Regions from separate parts of the Homo sapiens genome. Here region 2 is linked to region 1. A link is an interaction called in ENCODE POLR2A ChIA-PET data of the cell type or tissue named here. Cell type or tissue: PC-9. All regions are shown on one strand. Links, peaks and the distances in the headings refer to the core of each region. The heading gives the core; the rest is flanking DNA. Region 1 overlaps KLF11 (KLF transcription factor 11). Region 2 holds the start of LOC124905969 (a long non-coding RNA gene).

Region 1 (8,320 bases), core at 28-8,027:
AATTAGGTTTTGTGTTTTGTTCTTTGTAGTCTGATAAAATCTCCACCTGGTCATTCATTGTGTGTGACTTGATACCTGTTAACTTGCCCCTTAGTATCAGCTGTTACTTGACACAAATGTGTGTGTTATTCAGAGGTTTTCAGTCTGGACACTCCATAGGTGAGTGTCGTGTCTTCGTGAGACAGCACAGTTGTCTCATGTTGTGCATAGTTCATGTTTCCTCACCACCCAGTCCTTTCTCCTGCTCATCAAAATCAGCATACACATTTTTGACTGTACACACTATAAATGGCATCAAATTTGGATATTTTTCTTAATTATGACATGCAAAGTAATGTGAGTCCTGCCAGTATTCTGGTGGATAAGGTCTTTTGAGTATTTGGTTGCTTGTCACAACATTCTCCAAGCAGTGATATTTCTAAAGAGGAGATACATGTTGAAAACGGTTTTAATTTACACTTCCATTTCCTGATTACATTTGGAAATACTTTGTGTAAACCATCCCCCTTCCACCTCCATTTGTCTGTTGAAAGATTTTAAGTTGGAAACAGTTCCTGTCTGAAAACTCTTCTGAGAACCACAAACCTTGTGTATGGATTCGGCATGGAGCCCTCAGCTGGCGGCTCTGGGTGCTGACGGCCGCTGGAGAGGTGGGCTCCCCTCGTGCACTTTATTGCCTGGGCAGTTTTGCTTGATCTTTTGTGACTTTGAGCCTTTTAAGTAGTTTGAATGATAAGACTTAAAATGTTTCATAATTATGTTTTATGTAACAGACTTTGACATTATTTAAACGAGCATGTGTAATGTAACTTTTCTCTTTGAATCATATAAAACTTGATTTTACATTGGATGTGTGTCCTGTGTCATTTAACTGTACCTGGTGGCCTAAGTATACCTAGAGACTTTTTGGAAGAATCTATAAAATTCATTGTGTATTGGCTCAAACTAAACTCTCCTCTTTGTTTTCTGGAGTTTTATTCTGTTTCTTTGGGTTCTTTGGAGGGTTCTTTCTGAAAAAAAATGTGTGAAGCGAGCTGAGTATGGTGGCTCACACCTCTAATCCCAGCACTTTGGGGAGTTGAGGCAGGAGGATTCCTTGAGCCCAGGAATTCGAGGCGGCTGTGAGCTATGATCATACCACTGCACCCTAGCCTGGGCAACAGAGCAAGACGCTGTCTCAAAAAGCCAACATGTGAAGTGGCCACTCTGGCAGTGGGTCTGGTCCAGACAGACCCAGTAGTGTGCCGGGTGACCCTGTGGCCGTCAGTGCTCGTGCCCTTCCTGTGCCAGGGGGTGGCTGCAAAGAGGTAGAATTGAAAGTGGTTTTCCAGCTACTCTGGAAGAAGTGCTTGGAAGTCTTCCATTATTTCCTTCCACCCCTGGCCCAGGATTGCAAAGTACATCATGGAGCCACAGGCTTCACTGTTCCTTCTTTTCCTTCCCAACTCTTAAAACTAAAGGCTGCCATATGTCCTCAGAAAACACAGCCCCTGCCCACCTCAGAAAGTCCGATTTGTCCCCAGGGGGTCCAGACCCTCACCACACAAAAGGTCTGATTACGGAGCCTCCTTCTAGAGGGAAGTATTAGAGCCGCAAGTGTGATTATCCCTCTCGTGGCAACTGACAAGACTTTTCTCCTGCCTCATTATTGCCAGAAAGGAAAAAGGAAAAAAAAAAAAAAAAAGCCACGGATTCTCTCTTCCGTGAGGTGCTTGGCTACACTTCGACAGCCTTATGCTCTCCCATGTGCTCACACGTGCACGAGCGTGCCCCACTGCTGGGAACAGAGAATGCTCTCACGGATCCACCAATCAATGTCAGCAGCAGGTGTCCAGGCAACGTGGGTGAGTGGGGACAAGTGGCCCTAGGTCTTTGGAACAGCAGAGGAAAGTGTCTTAGAAAGGGCTGTCTCAGGGAGGCGCAGGGAACCTGAGCCAACAGCAGCCGAGGGAGGAGGTCCCTTCCTGGGTGAGGCTAGGAGCCCACGGGCCGGTGAAGAGAGACTTGGGAACACACATGTCAGGAGGAGGGCAACAGCAGGACTCTGCTCCTTCCCTAAGAAAACACACCCAGCATTTCTCAGAGCCAGGGGTGGACAGTGTTTCCTCAGTTCCTGCGGCTTTGTAGCATCTTCGAGGAACTCTCATACTACAGAAACCAGAGACACATGGCCGGGTGTGGTGCCTCACGCCTGTATTCCCAACACTTTGGGAGGCAGAGGCGGGCGGATCACAAGGTCAGGAGTTCGAGACCAGCCTGGCCAATATGGTGAACCCTCCCGTCTCTACTAAAAATACAAAAAAATTAGCCAGGTGTGGTGGCGCATGCCTGTAATCCCAGCTACTCGGGAGGCTGAGGCAGGAGAATTGCTTGAACCTGGGAGGCGGAGGGTGCAGGGAGCTGAGATCGCGCCACTGCACTCCAGCCTGGGCAATAGAGTGAGACTCTGTCTCAAGAAAACTAAAAAAGAAACCGGGAGACACATTTGTGGTCACTTAAGATTTTTCCAGACAACAACGTGCGTCATTTTTGCCTTTGAGATGTGTTTCTTTCTGCCTCCATTCCAGCCACAGTCCCATCCTGGCAGTGAGCAAATCCCACACGCAGTTCTAGCAGGACGCTGAGGCTCAGCTGCAACATGGGGCAGCCAGGAAGATGCCTGAGGAGGTGCCAGGCACACAGGAGGCACTGGGACAGACTCGGGCCGGGCTGCAGGCTGCAGCAACGCCCACCCCTCTACTTCCAGGCACAGCCCCTCCGTCTCACAGGACAGAGACAGGGCCGGCTCAGCGGCTGGTACACACTGCTTTATTTGTTCTTTTTATTATTATTTTTAAGTTCACCTACAGCTGCAGTACACACACACCGCTTTATTTGGCTAGCTGCTATTCAGAAGACACTTCCTGAATTCAGGAAAAATTTTTTTAAAAACCTGAGAACAATTCCTGTGACTTCTTAGCTTTGATGAAGTGCATTTACTTTGACATTGATATAGCTTGTAACTACTTTTGGAATTTTTTTCCCCTAACACTTTGATCTCATTAAGGGTATTACACCTTTTCCACCAGAAAATGCAGAGGTATCATCTTTCTTGGAAACCAATTGAAAGCGTCCCATTTTAACAAAATGACATAAAATTACAAACATTTACATGTTTAAATTCAAAGCCTGATCCATCTGGTGGTAAGAAATGTTAACTTATTTTAAAAGATGTATTTGCATTATTAAAATATAGTAACGACTTCCATCTTTACATCAAAAGAAACGGGCTTGCATAAGCAATGGCTCCCAGCTCTGGGGAGGGTTTGAGCCACGCCCTTGCGGGGGCCGCTCCAAGCTCTGACTTCAAAAGTTGGAGTTTCCCAGCTGCGAACAGCTGGTCAAAGGCACTCTCAAAAGTTCAAGGAAATGCCCGTTTGCGGATGGCCGCAGCAGGCCTGTGGGGCTGGGGACAGCGCCAAGGAGCTGGCCGTTGGTTCCTGAGATGCTCCTGCTCTGCTGTGTTCTAAGGACCTGCGAGCTGGAGCTCTTCTCGGGAAAAAGAAAACGCTGGGGAGGCCTCCGTGTGGGCGGGTCAAGCCAGATAACCAGGCTTGTACTGGCTTCAGCAGAAGCCGCGCTGTTTCCTCCTTCCCCCTCTATCTCCTTCTTTCCCTTCTGTCTCCTCCTTCCCCCTCTGTCCTGATGCCCTGCAGGCTGCTGGGGAGGAGCCTGCCGCCTGCCTCCTGCCTCCCTAGACCGCTGTTCTCCCCACAGCTCTCCCCCGGAGCTGTCCCCCAGCAGGCCACACCTGGGCCCAGGCTCCAGACCTGCCCGCCCACACAGGAGTCCCCTCTAGCCGGAGCTCCGCCCCCTGTTCCCAGGGCGTCCTGGGCAGGTCAGTTTTCCCATCTGTCAACCAGGAACATTCCAAGGCTCTTCCTGCCTCACTGCTGTGGTTTCCCACCTTCCACCCAGGCAGGAAGAGAATTTAAAAGCCCCGCAGGCACTGGCCAGGCTGCCTGTGAGAGGGAGAACTGGAAAGCCAGTATCAGGCAGACCCTCTCCCGGTTGGACCTGGGCGCTGGCTCCCCGCAGGGAAGGCACTGCTGTGCCTGGGGCAGGGGACCAGCAGTGGCAGCAGTTCCAGATTGTCAGAGCTGGGGAGGGCCTCCAAGAGCTGCCAGAGCTGATTTTCCAGAGAGGGAAACTGAGGCCCAGAGAGGCAGTGACGAGCTCTACCTCCCACTGCAAGGCAGATCAGAGCTGGGGTTCTCGCTCCTCAAAGTGCAGTTGGGGCTTCGGAGCTCGGGCCTGGGCTGGGAGCTGGTTAGACGTACAGAACCTCAGGCCCTGCAAGTCAACAGCACCCCCAGGCTGCTCATTAGGGAGTTAAAGTTGAGAAGCACTAAGCTGACCCGGCCACCCCTGGAGAGATGGGCCCGAGACTGAGGGAGCAGCGCGGGTGCACCTTCCACAGCAGAACCTTCCGGAAGTGTTGTGGCGCGGATGCCAGGAGGGGCTCGCTTGTGTCACCTAGTCCTCGTGAGCCCTCCCCACTGTGGAGAGCGGGCAACCAAGAGGGGCACGCATTTCAGGCTCCAGAAGAACTGGGCAGGCTCCCCGCGTTGGGGAGGAGGCGCCGGCGGCCCAGGCCCACGCACCTGTGGGTCTACACAGCTAATCGCCCCCACCAGCAACCATGACCGCCAGTGGCTGGCCCAGGTCAGCGCGGTCTGAAAGTGGATTTGAAAGGGCAGCTTTGAATATCCGGGAGTGACTGCGTTTTGGAGGTGGTTCAGCTCCTGCTAGAGCTCTGTGCAAGCAGAGGGTGCCCCAGCCAGCAGGTGCCTCCGAGGCCTGGCGGGGGTGGAGCATGCTGTCCTCAGCGGCAGTACTCCCGCTCGATGCTCGCCATCAGCCCCTCTTCCGAGTGGTCGTAGGAGATGGCTGCCGGCCTCTCGGGCTTCTTGCGACCGCTGCCTGGGGCTCTGTGGGTCAGAAATGGGACAGGGCTGTCAGGAGGCAGGATGGTGCGTTCACACTCATTTCCCCTGGCCACCACAATGGCTCCTAGTGGGCCCATCCTGAAACCCAAACCGAAGTCTTTGCCCTGGGACACCCTGTGGCGCTCTCGCCCAGCACATATCCACCAGCAGGCTTCTACTGCGTCCGCTTCATCTCCCACAACGCTGAGCCCTCGCAGAGTGGAAGCCAGCACCTGCCCTGGTTGAGGGAGGACGGGCTCTGGGGTGGGAAGACCGAGCTTGAATCCCAGCTCTGCGGCTCACCCGCGCGCCTCAGGCAAGGCCAGTGTGTCTCCGAGCCTCGGTGTTTTTTCTCAAGCACGTAACTTTATTCATGAGTCGTTCTGAAGCATAAGATAATGCATGGGCAGCATGTGATGTGGAATCGAGCACACCACAGCCTTAATCAATGGGAATCACGGCCAGGCGCAGTGGCTCATGCCTGCAATCCTAGCACTTTGGGAGGCCCAGGTGGGCAGATCACTTGAGGTCAGGAATTCGAGACCAGCCTGGCCAACGTGGTGAAATCTCATCTCTACTAAAAATACAAAAATTATCCGGGTGGGGTGACGGGTGCCTATAATCCCAGCTACTCAGGAGGCTGAGGCAGAATGGCTTGAACCCAGGAAGTGGAGGTTGCAGTGAGCCAAGAATGAGCCTCTGCACTCCAGCCTGAGTGACAAAGTAAGACTCTGTCTCAAAAAAAATAAATAAAAAATAAAAGGGAATTACTGTCATGTTGGCTGCTTGCCGACATCGGTCCGTGCTTGTACCCTCTGGGGTCTCACAGGAGCTGCTCATTGTGGGGAACCACACGTTCAGGATCCCGCCAGTCCCTCAGCCCACCTGGCAGCCCAGCTGAGAGGGACCGAGACCAGAGCTCCTGCTCCTGCTGCCTGGGTTCCAGAAAGCGGCTGCGCCAGCCTGGACCCTGCTGGCTTGTCCTGCTCTCCCAGACCTTCTGGACTTTGTGTGGACACCTGGGTGGTGCTGACTGCCCCCGGACCTGCCACGGTTGTGTCGAAATGTGCAGACCTTTGCAGGAGGCAGTCCCGGGAGCCCAGGGCAGGGCATGAAGCCTCGGTCAGGCTGGGTGCTGCCTCCTGGAGATGCTGCCTCGGAAGGGGGTGTGCAGGTCTGCAGCTGACAGGGTCCAGGAGAGGCAGGCCAGCTGCCCACAGCCAGGTGTTGGATGCTGCCCTCCCAGTGGCCAGCCAGGGACTCTGGGCAATGGGAACACCGCCAACTGCTTTGCCACTTGCCAGACATTAGGGCTAGCCGCCCCCCATTTCCCGGCCTGGTTCCCCCTCTGCGAGCTTGGGGGGCTGGGCTGGATGGACTTAAATGTCCCTCTGACTACTCCCACTGATGCTCAGAGCACAGCCTCCGGGTCCCCGTCTGGCTCTCTGGGAACTCAGGGCAAGAGCTGGGCTCCTGGCACAGCCACTTGACTTCATCCCCCAGGAAGGATCGGCATCTAGCAGAGGGCCTCCAGGCGTCCAGGGGACACACTCCTCCCCTGTCCCGGAGACGTCATGCCCCTATTGACCAGCTGGCTCCAGGGACTATACTTATTAGCACTGCCCGCGGCCAGTGCGCAGAAACAGCTGCGTGGTCACTGTTGACGCCTGCAGGGCTCTTGGCACACTGCCTGTCTGTGAAAGCACTGAAGGCAATATGTGTTCCTTGCAGCCCTGAGACACAGTGGAAATGCAGACGTTCTGGAGCCAGGCAGATCTCACCTGGCTCTGCCACGCAGTCGCTGTGTGGCTGTGGGCAAGGCATGTACCAGGCCTCACGCCCCTGTGGATAAAACCCAGCAGCTACTCCACGAGTCCAGCCTGAGGGCTGGACCAGGCGCCATCTGCGGTGTGTCTACCACAGAGCTGGGCACTAAGGAAGCACTCAACAGAAGTCGCTGCGATGCTGTTAGTTTCGCAGTGGCTCATGCCTGGCCCGGCGCAGTGGCTCATGCCTATAATCCCCAGCACTTTGGGAGGCCGAGGCAGGTGGATTGCTTTGAGCTCAGGAGTTCGAGACCAGCCTGGCCAACATGGTGAAACCCCATCTCTACAAAGAGTACAAAAATTAGCCGGACATGGTGGCATGCGCCTGTAGTCCCAGCTACTCAGGAGGCTGAGGCTGGAGAATCACTTGAGCCTGGGAAGTGGAGTTTGCAATGAGCTGAAATTGCACCACTGCACTCCAGCCTGGACGACAGAACAAGACCCTATCTCAAAAAAGAAAAACCAACCAACCAAACAAACAAACAAAAAGGCAGAGTAAGGGACCAGCAAAGCACCCAGTACAGAGGAGAGACCCGGCCACTGCCCTTCCTGTTTCCCACCATCCTCCTGGGCTCACCTCCCCTGAGGATTGTTGGGAAGAAGAGAAATGGGCACGGGACGCCCAGACACCCTCAAGGGCAACAGGATCTCCTGGCCAACAGGAATCCCAAGCAGCACTTCTGGACCTGGGGACCCCCACAGGAATAAAAGCCCCTCTGGGCTCACCAGGCAGCCCCCTGCTTGCCTGTGGATGTGAAGCTGAGCCCTGGGGGAGGTGGCTGTCCAGATTCACACAGCCATTCTCCTCACTCGTCCTGTCTCACTCAGCACCCGACATGCCCTGTAGGTGGAATCTTGGGGAGAAAGGAGAGCAGGGACTGGCGCAAGGGAAGCTGACGGGCAGCCCTGGGGCTAGGGTGAGTAGGACGGTAGGCAGTCCTGGGTCTGTGAGAGGTCAGGCTCCACTGGGCTCCACAGCCACCCCTGCCCTGTCTGCCTGGCAACACTCCACCAACACCGTGGGGCAATTTGTGGGGCTTAGAGAGCCAGGTGGGGCCATAAGCTCTTTCTTTCCCCTGCTTGGGTGGGGGCACACAGATAAAAGGGAAAAATTGATCCTAAAGGGATTCTTGGGAAGTCTCACCACTCTTGAGGGAGTCAAGAAATGAATTTTTGTTTAAATTCTCATTTACTGTCAGGTTTTCCATCAGCAGGGACTCCTAAAGTCATGCTTTTTTTTTTTTTAGACAGGATCTTGCTTTGTCACCCAGGCTGAAATGCAGTGGCAGGATCACGGCTCACCATATCCTCCACTTCTCAGGCTCAAGCCATCCTCCCACCTCAGTCTCCTGAGCAGCTGGGACCCCAGGCATGTGCCACCACGCCTGGCTAATTTTGGTACTTTTGTGGAGACGAGGTCTCCCTATGTTACCCAGGCTGAAAGTCACAAATTTCTTAAAAGAAAAAGACCTTTCCAAGGAAAATCACTCCAAGAAAAGAAACCAATACGCTTCTCCAGAGAGAACA
Region 2 (8,320 bases), core at 8-8,007, 310 kb before region 1:
CCATTTAATTCTCGTAGAGCGTGGGAAGTAGTTTTCTATTCCTACTTAACAGAAGAGGAAATGTTACAGGAGGTATTTCAAGACTTACTCCAGGTAAAGCTGTTTGCAAATGACAGAGCTAGAGCTTGGTGGTCCCAAAGCCTGTGTCATGCTGTTCTCACTGCCTCTGTGCCCAGCCTATGTAGGGCAGGGAGAAGAACACCAGGGTGGCATTAGGCAACTCATGGGTGTCTGGAGAATCAAACAAGGCAATATATACCTGATGAAAGGAGCCTCAGAAATTCAAAGCAAGTGATTGCTTTCATCTAGGATGGTCCAAGAAGTCTTTCTTGAGCTGGATCATAACAGATTCAGACATGGAGAGGTGGAGAGAAAGCTGTGGGGCTGATCGTGGGGGGTAGGGGCAGCAAGGGGATGGGTAAGGACAGATCAGAGGAGGTGGAGGGGATCAGTAAGAGAGGGGGCTGGTGGCCTGGGATGGATGAACGCGAGCTTGATTGCCAAGTTGAGCAGTTTATACTTATTTCAGTAGGATATTGGGGAGCCACCAAAGTTTCTTCAGAGGGGAAGCTGTACAATAAAGCTTCACTTTAAGAAATGAATTGGGAGTTAGGGGGTGGCAGGCCTGGAGACTGGGAAACTGGTTAGGAAGTTATTGCAACTGCTTGGGTGAGAAATGCTGAGGACCTGAAATAAGGTGATGGAGGGGAGACAGGAAGGTCAGCAGGAGCTGGACGCCTGATTGCATGGCAGGGCACGGGTGGCTGGGAGGACCCAGCGGGGCATGTGGACAAGAGAGAAGTCACGGGAGGCTGAGAGGACCAGCTATATGGCTTTTAGCATTGGAGTGGCCACGGGGAGTTTTAGCTAATTCATCCTGCAGGTTCCCATAGGTTCTGCAAGGGAAGCCCAACTGGCCTGTGATAGATACCTGTCTGGAGCCCAAGCTCTCCAAGCTGTCTCCTGGTTTCCAGGAGAGATCAGCCCTTGCCCCAGGCCTGCTACATTGGCTTTCGCTTTTCCCAGTTTAGCCCCAGAAGTGGTGGGAGCAGATGCTTTGACCACAAACTAGAGCCATGAAGCCAGTTGTGGTGGCATGGAATGAACTGGGGAAGTATTGCACCTGTTCATGGAACAGGTGGGATGAATGAACTGAGGAACTGGCCTCAGACCCGGGGAAGTATTGCACCTGTTCATGGAAGATGATCAAAGAAGCGGCAGGTGCATTTTCTTCCTCCTTTGCAAATGGCCAATCGCCCTGAGTTTTCCATGAAAGAAAGGGCCACGGACAGTAATGGTGCAGCTCTCAGACTCTGGACCCCAACTATTAGAGTTGGGCCCAAATCCCAGCTCTGCAGGTACTTGCTGTGAGACTTTGGGCAAGTTACTTAATCTCTCTGTCCATCAGTTGCTTCATCTGTAAAATGGGGATAATACTGGTACGCACCTCCATGGACTACGGAGGATAAGTGAGTTAAAACACAGAATGCTAATCGTGCCTGGTATGTAGTTGGTGCTTAATAAATAAATGTTGAATGAATTAGTTTTTTAGAATGAAACATCCCAAGGAGAAAAATCAGAGGTGATTTTTTTTTTCTCTTTTGCATGTGAAATGGAAAAATCTAGATAAGAAAGTGCCTAGCTTTGTTCTGGCCATATCACAATAGTCCATTTGAGTTGGGGGAGAGGGGAGTTACTGGAGGGAGTACCCTAAAAACTCACAAAAAATGATTTCCTTTCTCTGCTTGTTGAAATTCTCCCTTCAAGGCCCAGTTTAAGTGTCACCTCCTCAGAGCAGCCCTCCTTGGTTTCCACCCTTCCTCACCCCTGTCAGACTCGTGGCTTCCTCCTCTATTCTCCCCAGTGTTCAGCATGTAGGTTGATGGTAGCACTCACTAATTCTGCTTTGTTTTACCTGTACTCAAGTTCATGGCTGTCTCCTCTCTGTGGTGGAGCTTTGGGTTGGACGGGTCTGGGAAGTCCCACCTACAGCTGACAGGCTGGGCTGGGCTCCAGGCCATCACAGGTCCCCCATCAGCAGCTCTCTCAACCCTGGCCTTGTGCCTACAGACCAAATGTGGCCAATGCGTTGAATTAGCAGCACTTTCAGGATCAAATCACAAAGCAACTCCTTCCTCTGTCCTGATTTAGTCAGGGGAATCACCTCTTCTCGGCCACTGCTGCAAACTCAGGCAATCCTATTACGTTTCTGGTTGCTCTTAGTTAATAAAAACTGTCTCACTGCAGGAAGGTTAAATGTCCCGTCCTGAATTTGAGTGAAAATGAAGTCTTCTTGCCTCTGCTGTCTTGAGCTTGCTGCAGGTAGGAAGCCTGCAGCTGGGAAGGGGCTTAGCTTTTCCCTCCTTCCTCACCCAGCTCACTGTCCGCATGCTACTCAGACATCCCCGCATCTGACCCAGCAGACCGCTCCTGCTCCTGCTCCTGCAAGTGTCTCCCCTGGCTCCTGTGAGGCCCACTGGCCTGGTGTCCGCTCTTTCTGAGGCTGTGACATTGGAGCTGTCTCTTTGGCTCTTCTCCGTCCACACTCTGTCCCTGGAGAGCTGCACCCCAGCAACATTCCCGTCTCTCCCTTCAACCCAGATACTCCCTGAGCTCCAGACTGTAGTTTCCAATGTTGTTTTCCAGTGTTCAACCTGACAGCGGCCGTTGGCTCCAAGGCTTCCTGAACTCAGTAACTGCCCCACTTAATTGCTGAGATGAGAAACCCCTGGTGGTGCTTGTTTTCTCTCTTTCGCTCCAAATCCATGCACAATCTAGCCCTGAGTTCTGCAGGCTCTGCAGCAGTGGTTCTCAGCCCAGAGGGACCGTGGCCCCCAGGGCACATTTGGCAATGTCTGGAGACATGTTTTATTGTCATAATTGGGGGTGGGTAGGGCTATGGGTTTCTAGTGGATTGGGGCCAGGGATGCTTCTAAATACCCTACAGTGCACAGGCCAGACCCCACAGTGAAGTGTCTTCCAGTCCAAAATGTCGGTAGCAGCGCCCCAAGAAACCCCGCTCTGCAGCCAGAATATGCACCCTGCACCCTACGCTCCTCCCGCCTCCACTGCCGTGGCCCGGCCAGACCCACGTCTCCGCTGGCCTGAGTGACTGCAATGGCCTCTTCCACTCTTGCCCTCCAGCAGACTGGTTTCCACCACGCAGCCAGCAGTGCCTTCCTTCCTTCCTTTCTTTCTTTCCTTTTTTTTTTTCTGAGACGGAATCTTGCTCTGTCACCCAGGCTGGAGTGCAGTGGTGTGATCTTGGTTCACTGCAACCTCCGCCTCCTGTGTTCGAGCGATTCTCCTGCCTCAGCCTCTTGAGTAGCTGGGATTACAGGCGCGTGCCACCATGCCCAGCTAATTTTTTTTGTATTTTTAGTGGAGATGGGATTTCATCATGTTGGTCAGGCTGGTCTCGAACTCCTGACCTCGTGATCCGCCCGCCTTGGCCTCCCAAAGTGCTGAGATTACAGGCATGAGCCACGGCGCCCAGCCAGCAGTGCCTTTCTAAAGCATGAGATCCTGCCCTTCCCCAGCCTAAAACCTTCTGGTGGCTTTCAGATGAGAACTGAACTCATCCTTGGCCAACAAGGCTCCGGACAGTCCCTGCTGCCCATCACCCTCCAGGCTCAGTCTCGGGCACGGCTGCCCTGGCCGCTCTCTTGTCCTTTGCTGGGGGACTTTGCTCTTGCCATCCCATGGGCTTAGCATGCTCCTCCCAGACCTCAATGCACCTCCTCATCTCTCAGGTCTCTGCTCCCATGACCCAACCTCAGGAAGCTGGGGGTGCGGTGGGCGGGCTGTGGCCCAGGGCAGGTTTGGGGCTGTGCTTTGTGACTCAGCGCTGGTTCACTTCTCTGCACTGGGGTGTGGTGGGGGTGATGCTGCTTTTAGTCAAAGCAGCTACAAAACTCCGAGAGCAAGTCGGCCGTTTTCTACATCTGGGCTGGCCGGGCTCCTTCTCGGATTTATCACAGGCGGGCAGCCGCTGACCCCTCCCTTTGCTATTGGAGGTGAGGAGAAGGAAGGGGACACGGGCCCTGGGAACTCGCCCCTGCTGAGTTACTCTACTTTTGGCAGCCTGAAGTTCAGGCTCCTGGCCCAGCATTGCAGGTTCTCCACTGTCAGGGTGGACCCCAGGCTCAGAACCCTCATCAGCTCAGGGCTCTACCCCCGCCTGGAACCGACCCACAGACCTTCCCTTCCGTCCCTTGGCTCAGGACGCAGGCCAGGGCAAAAGTAAGGGGCACAAGTGGGGAGAAAACCTGTGGAGGTGCCTGCTTGGTGCAGGCTCAGGCAGAGGCTCTGGACATGACACTTCCCCTTTAACTGACTTATCACGCCCAACTTCCAGGCTGTGTCATGCCCATTATGCAGAGAAGTGAAATGAATCACAGAGAGTTCATTAACGGGACAAAGCCTCGCAGGGGAACAGGATTCAGTCGTAGAACTCAGGCCCAAATGACTCCGCAGCTGCTGGCACACCACGTGTGCAAGTGCAGACACACACACACACACACACACACACAGCCTGCCTGTGCTGCTGAGGATCGCGATAAGGACCAAGACCAAGAGAAAGAGTAGCCAAGGGGAGAGGGAAAGTCCTTTGTTGGGACAGTCCTGGTGGCAAACGGCATTTTGGCTGAGAAACCCCTTAAGTTAGATTTGACACCATGACTTGGGGTGGGGGGCACAAGCTTATCTCAGAGCCATCAACTCCCCCGCTCTGGGGTCTGGTTAATCTGTGTCAGGGACACAGCCCTGTGTGCTAAGAGGGAAGCTGGCCTTGTGTATGGGGCGGGCCGGGCACCCAAGGGCCCCGTGGCCCCCCCTTTTCTTCCCCAGGTGGCTGCCCCGCCCCAGAGGCGCTCCTGCCACCCGCCCCTCCGACGGGGGGTGCCTCCAGCCACTTGTCCACAGCCTCGGGAGTCCCCACAGCAGAGGCAGCCGTGGGAGGGTGAGTTCTGAGGAGATTGGGATCCTCTCCAGGGATGAGGGAGCCGGGCTGGAGGGGCTCTGTGGGGAGCGGGGAGACTTCGCTGGGGGACTCTGCTCCTGCTGATAGAAGAGAAGAGGAGCGCGCTATGGGCGTCTAGTGACTTGAGGCTGATAGAAAAGAAGGGGCCCCTGGCCAGGCTCCATGCTGAGGGCCGGGCGTGTTTGCTGCTTTTGAAGACAGAGAGCCTGGGGCGGGGAAGCTGGCGGCTCCTTCTTCCTCCCTCAGCTTGTCCCTTGCCCTGACCGGACACCCGGTGGGGCTCAGAGTTAATGGGGTCACAAGAGATCTACCAGCTCAGGAAAGAAGAAGGTGAGCAACAGGGACAGCTTCGGTTCTCCCATTCGGGGCGGGGTGGCCTCGGGCAGGTTACCCCATGGCTCTGCTCCTGAGCCTCCTCCCTGGGAAACTGGGCCAACACCTCCTACCTCACGGGCAGGCCGTGAGAACCAAACCTCGGAGTCATTCGCCACCAGGAAATGCAAATGAAAGCCACAGTGAGATGCCACCACACGCCCACGGCGACAGTGACAGACAATCAGTGCTGGCCGGAACGGCAGCTGCCCCCCTGACCTCCCCACTCCTCTCTGGCGGGAACGGAAAACAGCATAGCCCCCTTGGAAAACAGTTTGACCATTTCTCAGAAAGTTCCACGTCACCTCCTTATACTAGATGGGAGAAGAGTGTGTGAAGAATGATTCCATTCAGATGTTTCTAGAAAATGCACACTCATCACAGTGACAGAGGCAGATCAGAGTCTGTCTGGAGAGAGAGGGTGGGCAGGGGCAGGAGGGACGGGCGACAGAGGGGCACATGGCTTCAGGGGGCGGTTTCACAGGTGTAGACATGTCAAACTCATCAAATTGTACTGCTTCATTAAATGTCAGTTATACCTGGGTAAAGCTGTAGAAAATATCTTTTTGGAGGCAATAAAGGGTGGATTTACACTGAAAAAAAAAATGCAAGGCAAGTGAGGCACCTGGCACAGGACTGTTCAGTCAATGCCGACTGCTGAACATGTGAGCCCAGTTTCTCGCAACTTCCATTCATTCTTTCCTCCCAGAACATGGAAACGGAGCAAGGGGAGGGACAGGAGCTCTCAGTCCTGCCTTCAGGAGCGCCCAGAGACACGCTTCACAGAACTGGGTCGGGGTGCTAGGGATCCAGGTCAGGAGGGCCTCGCAGATGCCCAGAAGGTTCGGAGGAAGCAGCTGCAGTTTCCGGAATGTGCCAGGCTCCCTGGTGCTTCTGAGCGTCTGCAAGTGTGGCCCCCCTGCCTGAAACACCCCCACCCTCCTGCTGGTCTGGCCACCTCCCAGTCAGCCTTGTCCAGTTACCTTTTCCTGCCTCACTTCCCCACAGAGCGAGTGTGGCTCCTCTCAGCTCTCCCAGCCCCTCACCCTTGAGCCTCTAGTTTGGCAGCTGTCACACGAGCTACAGTCACGACTGGTCTGTCACCCATTGCAGACGGGGCTCCTGGAAGGGTGATGCTACGGCTCCCCCGGCTTCTAGCACGGGGCCCAGCACAGAATGGGAGCTGAGGAAATGTTTGCAGCAAGAGATAAAACTGCTTCACAGTGTGTGTTATGAGTTGAACTGTTTCCCCCAAAAAGATATGTTGAAGTCTTATGACCTGAATTGTGTTTCTCCAAAATCCATATGTTGAAGCCCTAACCCCTGTACCTCAGGATGTGACTGCATTTGGAGAAAGGGCCTTTAAAGAAGTAGTGTAATTAAGTTAAAATGAGGTCATGTGGGTGGGCTGTAATCCCATCTGCCTGGAGTCCTTACGAGAAGGGAAGATATGGACATAGCCATGCCCGGAGGAAAGGCCAGGTGAAGACACGGGGAGGAGACGTTCCTCTGCAAGCCAAGGAGAGAAGCCTCGGAAGAAACCAGCCCTGCGGACCCCTTGGTCGTGGACTTCCAGCTTCCAGAACTGGCAGAAATGCATTTCTATTGTTTAAGCCCCTGGGTCTGCAGTACTTTGTTATAGCAGTCCCGCAAACGAATACAAAGTCCTAACCCCCGGTGCCTCCGAAGGACCCTTATTTGGAACTAGGTCATTGCCGATGTGATAAGTTAAGATGATGTCATACTGGAGTAGGGTGGGCCCTGATCCAATATGAATGTATCCTTATAAAAAGGGGAAATTTTGACACAGACACACACACAGGGAGACCGCCACGTGGACACGAAGGCAGAGATTGAGGTGACGTGTCTAGAAGCCCAGGAATGCCAAAGGTGGCCAGAAAACCACCCAGAGCTGGGGAGGCCTGGAATAGAGTCTCCGTCACAGCCCCAGCAGGAACCATCCCTGCTCACACCTTGATCAGAGACTTTTGGCTTGCAGAACTGCAAGGCAGTGAATTTCTATTGTTTCAAGCCACCTAGTTTGTGGTACTTTGTTAGGGCAGCTCTGGCAAACTAACAGAATATGGGAGATTAAAATATCATCCCACTACAAGTTCATCCCAACAAGGGGTTCTGTCGGCGGCAGCACAAAGCTACCATGAAAACACCTAATTATGAGAAATGAGCTCCCAGACCCCCCTGCCCGTCACTCCCTGCTCTTATCAACTTCTGCCCCCTCCACTCACACGGACAACTGGTTTACCTGTCTGTGTCGCCCCCAAGCCAGCCACCCCCAGAACCATGCTCTGCCCATTGCTGGGCTCAGTAAAAACTCTCACTTGCGGCTAAATCACCCATCCAGAATCATACTCTGCTCCCTGAAATCCCAGACCCAGGCTGCACTGAGCCCTTCCACACGGGTACAAGAGCACATTTAGACCAAATTTCAGCAGGTCCAGGAAGGCCCTGGATGCCAAAGTTGGCACCTTCTGGTGCTTCCCGACATGCCACCCGTGGCTGACTTGCATTCTCTGCCTTGGCTGGTACCTGTCCAGCTGCACACCTGATACGCCCCAGCTCTAAATAAGGAGAGGAACTAAACCCAGCACTGCCCTGTGGCAAGCTGTGGAGAAGGAATGGGAGCGGGTGGAGGCGTACCTTCCTGCTCCATGGACGTGTGGTTAGGAAACACCATTCCCGGCCAGGAGCAGAAGCTGGGCTGGGGTGAGCCGAAGTCTCGGCCAAGACTCCTTGACCTTTAGGGAGTGCCTGAGACGCTACACAGCCAACAAGCTGCTGGGCCAGGGACAGTTGCAGAACCAGGATTGGCCTACTTTAGCCCCCTGCCCAGGGCTTGAATCCCCTCTGCAGTCTCCCTGCTTAGGGGACACCACTGTGTTTGAACACCTCAGCTGATGTGGGACTGCTGGCATCTTTCCTGCCTGGACCTGAGAATGGCTGGCCAAG

Evidence for each region. Peaks named below come from ENCODE experiments on the same cell type or tissue, not always from the same donor. Only the 100,000 strongest peaks of a DNase experiment are listed, where the experiment ranks them.
Region 2: POLR2A ChIA-PET joins it to region 1 with 10 read pairs; 2 of 35 experiments call an interaction of 5 or more read pairs at or near these places.

Annotation. Positions count from the first base shown.
Region 1 is chr2:10,053,989-10,062,308 of GRCh38, forward strand. It overlaps KLF11 (KLF transcription factor 11), which reads left to right. Exons shown (of 4, transcript NM_003597.5): 4 at 1-848. CYS1 (cystin 1) reads right to left here. Exons shown (of 3, transcript NM_001037160.3): 3 at 2,485-4,970. The coding sequence ends at 4,865. Among named protein-coding and RNA genes, the nearest start is that of KLF11, 15 kb to the left of the region's middle. RefSeq lists enhancers at 3,602-4,545, 4,546-5,488, 6,347-7,209, 7,210-8,070. In PC-9, for the core only: no CTCF peak of the experiment used is centred there; a DNase peak (open chromatin) is centred at 3,773; H3K4me3 peaks cover 1,123 bases.
Region 2 is chr2:9,748,953-9,757,272 of GRCh38, forward strand. LOC124905969 (a long non-coding RNA gene) reads left to right here and starts at 3,880. Exons shown (of 3, transcript XR_007086205.1): 1 at 3,880-4,016; 2 at 4,849-5,311; 3 at 5,439-5,901. RefSeq lists enhancers at 1,773-1,852, 2,153-2,222, 4,115-4,901, 4,902-5,688, 5,586-5,735 and 2 more. In PC-9, for the core only: no CTCF peak of the experiment used is centred there; DNase peaks (open chromatin) are centred at 3,819, 4,399, 4,829 and 5,349; H3K4me3 peaks cover 2,640 bases; H3K27ac peaks cover 3,412 bases.